Regions from separate parts of the Homo sapiens genome. Here region 1 is linked to region 2. Evidence: read pairs that join two places in POLR2A ChIA-PET (ENCODE). Cell type or tissue: OCI-LY7. All regions are shown on one strand. Each heading gives the region's core, and the rest is flanking DNA. Links, peaks and the distances in the headings are about the cores only.

Evidence for each region. Peaks named below come from ENCODE experiments on the same cell type or tissue, not always from the same donor. Only the 100,000 strongest peaks of a DNase experiment are listed, where the experiment ranks them.
Region 1: POLR2A ChIA-PET joins it to region 2 with 9 read pairs; 4 of 35 experiments call an interaction of 5 or more read pairs at or near these places.

The regions. Positions count from the first base shown.
Region 1 is chr9:37,362,601-37,367,040 of GRCh38, forward strand. LOC124902153 (a long non-coding RNA gene) reads left to right here. Exons shown (of 3, transcript XR_007061478.1): 1 at 1-4,002. Among named protein-coding and RNA genes, the nearest start is that of LINC01627, 30 kb to the right of the region's middle. In OCI-LY7, for the core only: a CTCF peak has its summit at 2,350 (motif pointing left); a DNase peak (open chromatin) is centred at 2,341; H3K27ac peaks cover 927 bases.
Region 2 is chr9:37,038,748-37,043,187 of GRCh38, forward strand. No RefSeq gene overlaps it. Among named protein-coding and RNA genes, the nearest start is that of PAX5, 6.7 kb to the left of the region's middle. In OCI-LY7, for the core only: CTCF peaks have their summits at 2,114 and 2,339; a DNase peak (open chromatin) is centred at 1,964; H3K4me3 peaks cover 994 bases; H3K27ac peaks cover 1,600 bases.

The sequences.
Region 1 (4,440 bases), core at 114-4,113, 320 kb after region 2:
GGGCCTTGCAGGGAGAGGTCACTGACCTCTTAAGCCTGTGAGTAGGACCTTTATCTAAGAGGCATGCTGGTGATAACTACATGCACAACGTTCGGAAACTACTGTCTACAGGCTGAAGTCTAACTTCTGGCCTAAAATTCAAAGCCTTTCATGCTTCATCTTCTGCAGTTCTTCGCTCTTCTTTCTCCTCTATCCCCTTCACCCTTCCCGTCCCACCACATGAATGACTAATTCCTGAATAGGTCATGCTTCTCCTCCATGCCTTTACCTGTGCTATTACCTCTACCCAAAATATCCTCTTCCCCTTTTATGACCACTCCCAGACAATATTAATCCTTCCCTCTTTGGTGTTTCTGTTGTCATCTGAGTGATTTATTCAGCAAACAGAGGCTATGGACTTTCTTTGCGTCAGGTAGTATTCTTGCTTGAATACTACCTGACGCAAAGAAAGTCCATAGCCTGTGCTTGCTGTGGAGAAATCTCAAGCCTCAAGGGCTAACAAGCAAGAGACAAACACGAAAACCAGTATTTTGTCTTAGAGGTGAGGAGTGCAGTGAGAGATACGGGTATGATGGTAACACCAAAGAAGCATGATTGGTCCTGCTACAGAGAGGGGAGACTGGGCAGGACTTCCCGATGGGTCATTATAACAGAAGAAAAGTGTTGCAGCTTAACAAAAGGGGAGGAGCATGAACCATGTGTGTGAGGCGTGGAGCTGTGAAACAGCAAGGATGCACTCTGTATTCGTTGCCTGGAGCTACTGTCCCAAAATACCACAAAGTGGTGGCCTGAAACAACAGAAATTTGTTCTCTTACAGTTCTGGAGGCCAGAAGTTCAAAATCAAGGTGTCAGCAGAGTTGGTTTCTTCTTGTTGTGCTGAGATAATTCCTTCCATGTCTCTCCTACCTTTTGGTGGGCCTGAGCAATCCTTGGCATTCCTTGGCTTGTATAAGTCCAGTCTCTGCCTCTGTCTTCACATAGGGTTCTCTTCTGTGTCTCCTTGTGTCTTGGCTTTCTGGCCCACACTAAAATTATCTAGGGCAATTTTATCCCAAGATCCTTAATTACTCTCTGAAGACCCTATTTCCAAATAAGGTCACATTCACAGGTGTCAGGGATTAAGATTTGGACATATCTTTTGGAGGAACATTATTCAACCCACTCCTACCTCAAAAACTATAAGAATTGCTTTGCCTAGTTGCACTTTTGTTTTTATTCCAAGCTTTTATCGGGGGATTCGGTCTTCCATATGTTCTTTTTTTCCTCTGTCCGACTTTCCATTCTGATTTATACCTTCCTCAAGACTTTTAAATTAGTGATAATTTCTCATCTTACATATGTCCTTATACTTCAGTTTGTGAAATGTGTGTTGGACAAAAGCATGAACTGGAAAACACCTATCAGGTTTAGTGGCAGACCTCTGCCAAAGGAGTTCCAGGATAGCAGTGAGCCAAGAAACTAGATTGCAGTGCATTGAGGAGGGAATGAGCAGCTACGAAGAGGAGGGTGTCTGTCTCTTTAAACCCTTGCCTGTGAAAGGCTGACAGTACAGAACACTGGCTGGAGTGAGGCTGACATTGACAGGAAGCTGCCGAAAGAGAGAGGGATGCTGGAGAAATAAAACTCAACTTATGGCACTCACATCAAGGAAGTGGGAAGGGATGGATCCAGAGGGACAAGCCAATGGAGACGGGCGAGCAGGGTAAGGAGATGGTATCCTCCTCCTTGATGGAGAAGCTTTTTCCAAGAACAATGGAATAGGTGTGCGGGGCATAGGGAGACTTGGAAGGACCCCCAAAGGGAATAGAAAAGGAGAGCCTCTTGGCCACTAGGATGGTGTTAGGGAGCCAGGGGAGGTTGGAGCCTCTCTGGAAGTGCCCTGTGGCTGCCCAAGTGAGGGGAGACAATGAGTACACATGTGAAGAAAGGATTTCCTGTGGGAAAACCAGATTCATGTCCTTCCTGCCCAGAGTTATGTTCTTCAAGGAGTTCAGTCCTGCACACACTAGTGAATAATCCTTATAAATGTCCACATATGCCCCCCAAGTACGTCTACCAAACATAGCTCAGTCTTACGTAAAACAGTGTACACATGTTACTAATCAGATGCTCTCATAAGGAATCATGCCATTTTGAGAGGGCCCGAAGCTCTAACAACTTGAGACCTCCTATCTGGGCCGTAGCTTTCTCATTATAAAGTTGGAAGTGGTAGGATTAGCCTGGATGGGTTCTCATTACCTCCCAACTCTGGTATTCTGTGGTTCTAATGGTAGTTGGTAGCCCTTGGCATCACTCAAGAATAATCCTTGATGGCCAGTGTGCAGCACTGCCTCCCTGTGGGCACCCCTCAGTCTAACAGCCACACAGCAAGTCCCCAGCCTCCCCAGCTCTGCCCCATTGTATCCAGGTAAGCAAGGTGAGCCCTTGCTGTAAGCATCACCCTGGTTGCCTTCCCATGACCCAGCTTCTGAGAATCTCCTTGCTGTGTGCATAGCCCTCTTCACCCATCTCTCCAGCTCTTCGTGTTGGGCTCCGCCCTTCTTCTGGTAGTCTTCTGATTCCATGTGGCCCCATGAGCCACTCTCTGCCCAACCAGTCATGTAGATGTGGCTTGTGCACAGTCTAGAGACTATATAAGCAGGCCATGATGGTTGGTTGTGATCATTTTTAGGTATCATGCTCTTGATAATGAACATATCCCTCGATTTGATACTGTTTTGATGGGAAAATCAGTTTTATCCCCTCACCATCCCTTTGTGAGCATACACCTAGCCTTAAGTGCTTAGAAGTGGCTGTTCTGGCCAGGCGCAGTGGCTCACGCCTGTAATCCCAACACTTTGGGAGGCCGAGGCAGGAGGATCACTTGAGCCCAGGAGTTCAAGACCAGCCGGGGCAACATAGGGAGACCTTGTCTCTACAAAAAAAAATTAAAATAAATTAGAAATAAGAAATAAGGCCAGGCACGGTGGCTCATGCCTATGATCCCAACACTGGGAGGCTGAGGTGGGAGGATTACTTGAGCTCAAGAATTTGAGACCAGCCTGGGCAACATGGTGAGACCCCATCTCTACAAAAAAATTTAAAAAATTAGCCAGGTGTGGTTTTGCACACCTATATTCCCAACTACTTGGGAGGCCGAGATGGGAGGATTTCCTGAGCCCCTGCAGTGAGCTATGATTGCACCACTGCACTCCAGCCTGGGTGACAGTGAGACCTGGTCTCAAAAAAAAAAAAAAAAAAAAATTCTGTGGCACCCTCCTGGAGACGGGTCTGTTTTTAGCTTCCACACCATTAATAGTTTAATCTCTTAAGTCACAAGTAAGGAAAGGGAGTCACATACGACAGCAAAAGCCCGCAGTTCCCAGCAAAAGCCAGAGGCAAATGAGAACCCACGAAGAACCCAGAGTTCACACCACAACCTGTGCGCTGGTCGGGGTGACCCATGCTGGACCTCCACAGAACATGGGGCCATTCAGCTAACTCAGTAAACACTTGCTGAGCATCTGACCTGAGCCAGGTCCTGTGCTGACATCTAGGACTTTCTACCCTTAAGGAGCTGTGGCTTTTTCTCTAGTTGGTGAGACAGATGGAAACCCCTTCAGTTCCACTACAGATATTTTTGAAATACCTGTTATGTGCCAGGCACTTTCTGAACTCGAGGTACCGCAGTGAACCAGACAGGTGTTATCTATGCCCTCCTGGGGCTTCTAAGCCTTCAGAGAAGATAGACACTGTACAGGTGAGTTAAGTGCTCCAAAGAGTATGGCTCCTGGTGTGTAAGGGTTCAAATATCTGTTGATAGAAAGGATAAAGGCCATGTCATCTTTATTCTTTCTCACAGGGCCCAGCATGGGGCCTAACACAGTTAGACTTAAGTAAATGGATTCAACTCACTGGTCCCCAGCACTGTCCTCTGCATGATGTTACCGAAATGGAGACAACCAAAACTAACTGGACAACTTAGTCAGCTGGACTGGAAGACTGCACTTCCAAATGGAAAGGTTTGCAGTGGCTCCTTTGGAAATGTGGCTTCAAGGGTGGAGAGGGGGGAAGTGAATGTGGGGCTCGCATTATAGGCTTTGGGGGTTACAGAGCTTGCTGGTGTTGCTTGCCCTTACGCTCTGTCAAATCTCAGGCAGATGAAACAAGATGTAAGCTTTCTAAATTATCAATAGAGGGCCTGTCATTCAAATGGAAGATAAGACCAGAGAAAATAAAAGTCCACCAAAATAATGCCAGAGAAAAACAACCCTGGTCTTTCAAAAAACCATAGATACAATTTCTTAGAGAAGTTTAGGCCAGGTACAGTGGCTCACACCTGTTATCCCAGCACTTTGGGAGGCCAAGGCAGGTGGATCACTTGAGCCCAGGAGTTTGAGACCAGCCTGGCCAACATGTCTCTACCAAAAAAAAAAAAAAAAATTAGCCTGTTGTAGTGG
Region 2 (4,440 bases), core at 345-4,344:
TACTGGCATTCTGGTTGTTTAATATTGAAAACAAGCGTAAATCAGTTCATTTCTCTTTATATTTCTTTTCAAATTTAACAATACCATAATAAGTGTAAGTAATAAAACCATATTTTGCTAAAGAAAGTTTGCACATAGGATGCTTTATTTCTATCAGTATTTATACGATGTTCTGTTGGCTCTCCTCACCCCCTTTTCTTCTAGTTCACCGTGTAATGTGAGCTTTAAATATTCATGCGTCGGCCCAGACTTACATTTATTTAATGTGTTTTAAACTAATAACATTTTAATGTGATATAATTTGATTCCATGAAGTACTGGAACATAAAAAAGCCTACTGCACAAGCGATTTTGAGTGAGGGTGAGTGCACAAGCTAAACGATTCTTTTAGTTTTGGACGCAGATCAGAGTGTTAAACGGAAGTGAAGCGCGCCTTTAAGTAAGCCCTTTAATATTCTCGTTTCTTCATTCTCCATTTTTCTGTAATAACTTCAGAGCCGTGGCAGAGGATCACCCCAGGATTGGGGTGCTTTCCCTGGAGCCTGCCTTGTGAACCTGCAAATCGCCAAGTGAATACCTCAGCCTCAGGGCAGGTTGTGGGCTGATTTTTATTTTTTCTTTTGGGAGGGAAGTCTTTTGGGAAGGTCAGGGGGCTACAGGATATGAAGTCTGGATTTGAGAACGTGCCGGAAATAAAACTGTGCTCTAAAAATCTTTCAGGTTTGCTGCTGATTAACTATCTTTAGCAACCCAGCCCAGAGTAAGATGGAAAAGATGAGCTACACTTGGGCCAAAGTGCCTTTGAGATGAGCCCTGAAGCCAGTCTCAGTGTTTAGCCATCACCAGAGACACTTCCCAAAGCCTTAACTTTTCCTTCACTTTGTACTGGAGGTGGGGGCCTTCTGGCACTGAATGCAAATCTACCAAAAAAAAAAAAATCCTCTACACAAAGAAAAATTAAAGATATCCCCTAATTTATTTTCGGTCAGATGAAAACCATCTGAAATATCTAATATGAGGAGCTTATGGACATAGAATCAGAAAGTCATTATCCCCCTAAATCATGAAAATATTTCTAATGGAAAATCATGACATTGTATCCTCGTTATAAACACATAGTGTGGACCTATCACATAAGGAAACTCCGTCAATCTACTATTACCTAAGAATCCAAAATGATACATTGGAAAGATTTGCAGTCTGAGGACAAAATATTCATACGAAATACGTACCAAAATAATCATGCTAAATTGTTCATACTGAAATGCTGCTATCCTTTCAACTAAAACAATCTTTAGAACAAGTATTGGCAATTTTCTGGACAGATCTTTATAAATCTTCCCAGCAAAACAATTAAGAAATATGTACTCAGATTTTATTTTTACAGGATATATGTGTGTATATGTATATATATTTTATGTATGTATATATTTACATATACATGCGCGTGTGTGTGTAAAGTTCTCTACCATAGGCAGGCTGAGAGTTCAAAGATGGGCTTTTCCTTGTTAGGTACAAATTCTTATAAACAAAGTATGAGATGGAAACAGTTTAGTGAATTTTTTCCTAATTTGGTACAGCAGTTGGTGTCTCATTTCTCATGCAATTTGCACGTAGACTCATGTACCCCATGAAGTGACAAAAGAGAATCAGGGATGAAAACCTGCCAGTGTCTGCAGGCGGTGCCTCAAAGCGCTCTTTTGGACACACGTTCTTGGTGGTGGGGAGTTTGCTGCCTCTAAACCAGGCCTGACCTTTTGTCTTTTGACCTCTGATGCATGAAATTAGGTAGCAAAAGAAAATGAAGAAAAGGATACAAAAACATGGAAAAACAGCCCTCCTTGACAATAGTCATTGTATCAGATCATAGCAGAGCTGCCCTACATAGCCCAAAGTGCTTGTTTATAAGGCTGCGGGTCTTCCTGGCCACTGGGTTCCTGTTCTTCTTTGTGGGCAATCTGCATTTGTTGGGGGAGGGACTACGCACTCTTTTTAATTAAGCTCAGAGCTGGGTTTTGTCTTGGCTCCTTTCACCAAAGCCCGTTTAGCGAGCGTTTGGCCCCTCCATTTCCTCTGAGGTCTTCTGTGTAGGCTGGGTGCCTGGGGGTACCACCTGGGGCAGCTTCCAAGACCCAAAGGAAAACTCTGCCCCTTCTGGCCACCCAGGCTGAAGCTGAATCCCAGCTGGCGTGGAGGGGAGAGGGTGGCAAGGGGTGGGGTCATGCTCCTTGGTCCTGAAGGAACACACACCCCAAGTGAATAGACTTCCACTCTTTCTCCAAACCCCGTCAGAAAGCCTGAGTCACTGGTGTTCCCTGCCCCCTCGGCCTAAGGAGTCAGCTCAGTACCCTCCCCTGTCATGAGAGCCAGGGAGGAGGGCAAGAACATTTGCAGAGATGCCTTCAGCAAGCCTCACACAACATCCTTTGATCCTCGAAGCCACCCTGGAAAGGGGTGCACAGCCCTGGGTTAGGAGCCACAGTACAATGGGCACCAGGCCCCGTCCAGAAGGGAAACAGGCCTCGACTTAGATGGTAAGAGAGTGAAGATGTGTGCAAGCAAGAGAGATCTGGGAGAACTGTGCCAGGTACTGAAGCCAGACTCTGGAAAGGGGGAGGCTGGAGGGGACATCTCTAGAGGGTGACCTGAGATGAGTGTTGAAGGGTAAGTAGGACTTTGCTAGATAAATAAGGAGCAGATGGCATAACTAAGATCTGCACTTTGCAGAAGAGGCTACTGGATATCAACATACAAGCAAAATACTGAAAAAAGAGCTGCCCAAGGGTTTGGGAACAATGTAGGAATGGCAAATGCTTCTGAGGGAAGGAATTCACAATGGTTTGAGGAACGGGACAAAGGAAGGAAGATGGCTAGAGTGGGCAGGCCCCTGCTGTACCTCATGAAGATGGCCAGAGCAGCAGCTAAGACATATTCTCTCCTTACCATATGGAGTAAATGGACCCACAGGCCAAAGGGAAGAAATAAGAGAAAGGCCCTAGGACCAAAGGAGAGAAACATAGCAAAGCTTACTCTCCATCAGTTTTTTGGATTTTTTTTTTTTAACCTTCTCCCCTGGGAAGTTTGCACAAAGTTCCCTCAACAACCTCAGTCTGGAAAAGCAAACCAACCACCCTCAGCCTGGAATGCTCCTCATGAACTTTACCAAATCCTCTCAGGCTGTAAAGACCCCCCCCAGAGCCGCAGCTGGTGGCCACCATTCTCTGCTCAGGCCACGTAGCCCTGAGCTCACCCTTCCTGTTACCTTATGGGTTGGAGATGAAGTGTCTGTGTCCAGTTCTCACCACTCCTCCTAGTCTCCTGGCTCCCATGGGCAGGACTTCTCCTTTGGGCACCAGCTCTTCTGGAAGTAAGTCATTCTGTTCCCTTATAACAGTAGCTTCTACACTTCAGTGTGAGAAGAATCACATGCAGATCCCTGGGCCCCAGCCCCAGAGAGCTTGGTTTAGTGCTATGAGACCGAGCTTGGAACCTGAACGTCTAGTAACTTCCCCAGGTGAGTAGGGTGCAGGAAGTACCTGGACCATCCATTGAGAAACACTGGCTTAAAAGCTTTTTCAGAGCAAGCACTAAGCCACTGTGATTCACTGACCCCTGCCCCACTCACCAGGTCTACACCTGTCTAAACACCCTGAACGAGAATTTGTGAGGCTGGCAACATCCAGATCCCCAAAGTATCAGCAGCCATATTGACAAACCATTCCTGATTTGCCCCAAAAGGACCAAAAAAAGTCTGACTTTGGTAATGGATGTGCCCCCTTCCTCTCATTTTAATTCAATTCTATTCAGCAAAGACAGCCTTGTGCTTAGTCCTGGAGGGAGATGAGAGCCTCCTGCCTCAAGTTGCTCGAAGCCACACTGAAGAAATAAGCCTTTAATCCACAGAAGAACTTGATCCGGCTTTTTTTTTTTTTTTTTTTTTTTTTTGAGACTATCTTGTTCTGTCCCCCAGGCTGGAGTGCAGTGGCACGATCTCAGCTCACTGAAACCTCTGACTCCCAGGTTCAAGTGATTCTTGTACCTCAGCCTCCCAAGCAGCTGGGATTTCAGGCACACACCACCACACTTGGCTAATTTTTGTATTTTTAGTAGAGACAGGGTTTCACCATGTTGGCCAAGCTGGTCTCCAACTCCTGGCCTCAAGTGATCCGCCCACCTTGGCCTCCCAAAGTGCTGGGATTATAGGCATGACCCACTGCACCTGGCCCAGGCTTTTAATTATATACAATTAGGAAAACAAAAGTGGAGTCCTCCCTTCCTGCTAAGGAAATCTATGAAGATTTCTTAAAGGAGGCAGCATTTGATCTGGAAGAGTGAGTTGGAAAAGAAAGGGAAAAGGATGCTACAGACCAACAGTTCAATATGATGAGCAATGGCTCGGAGGGAGAAAATGCTTGGCTTATTTAAGAACTGGCAAGGCAG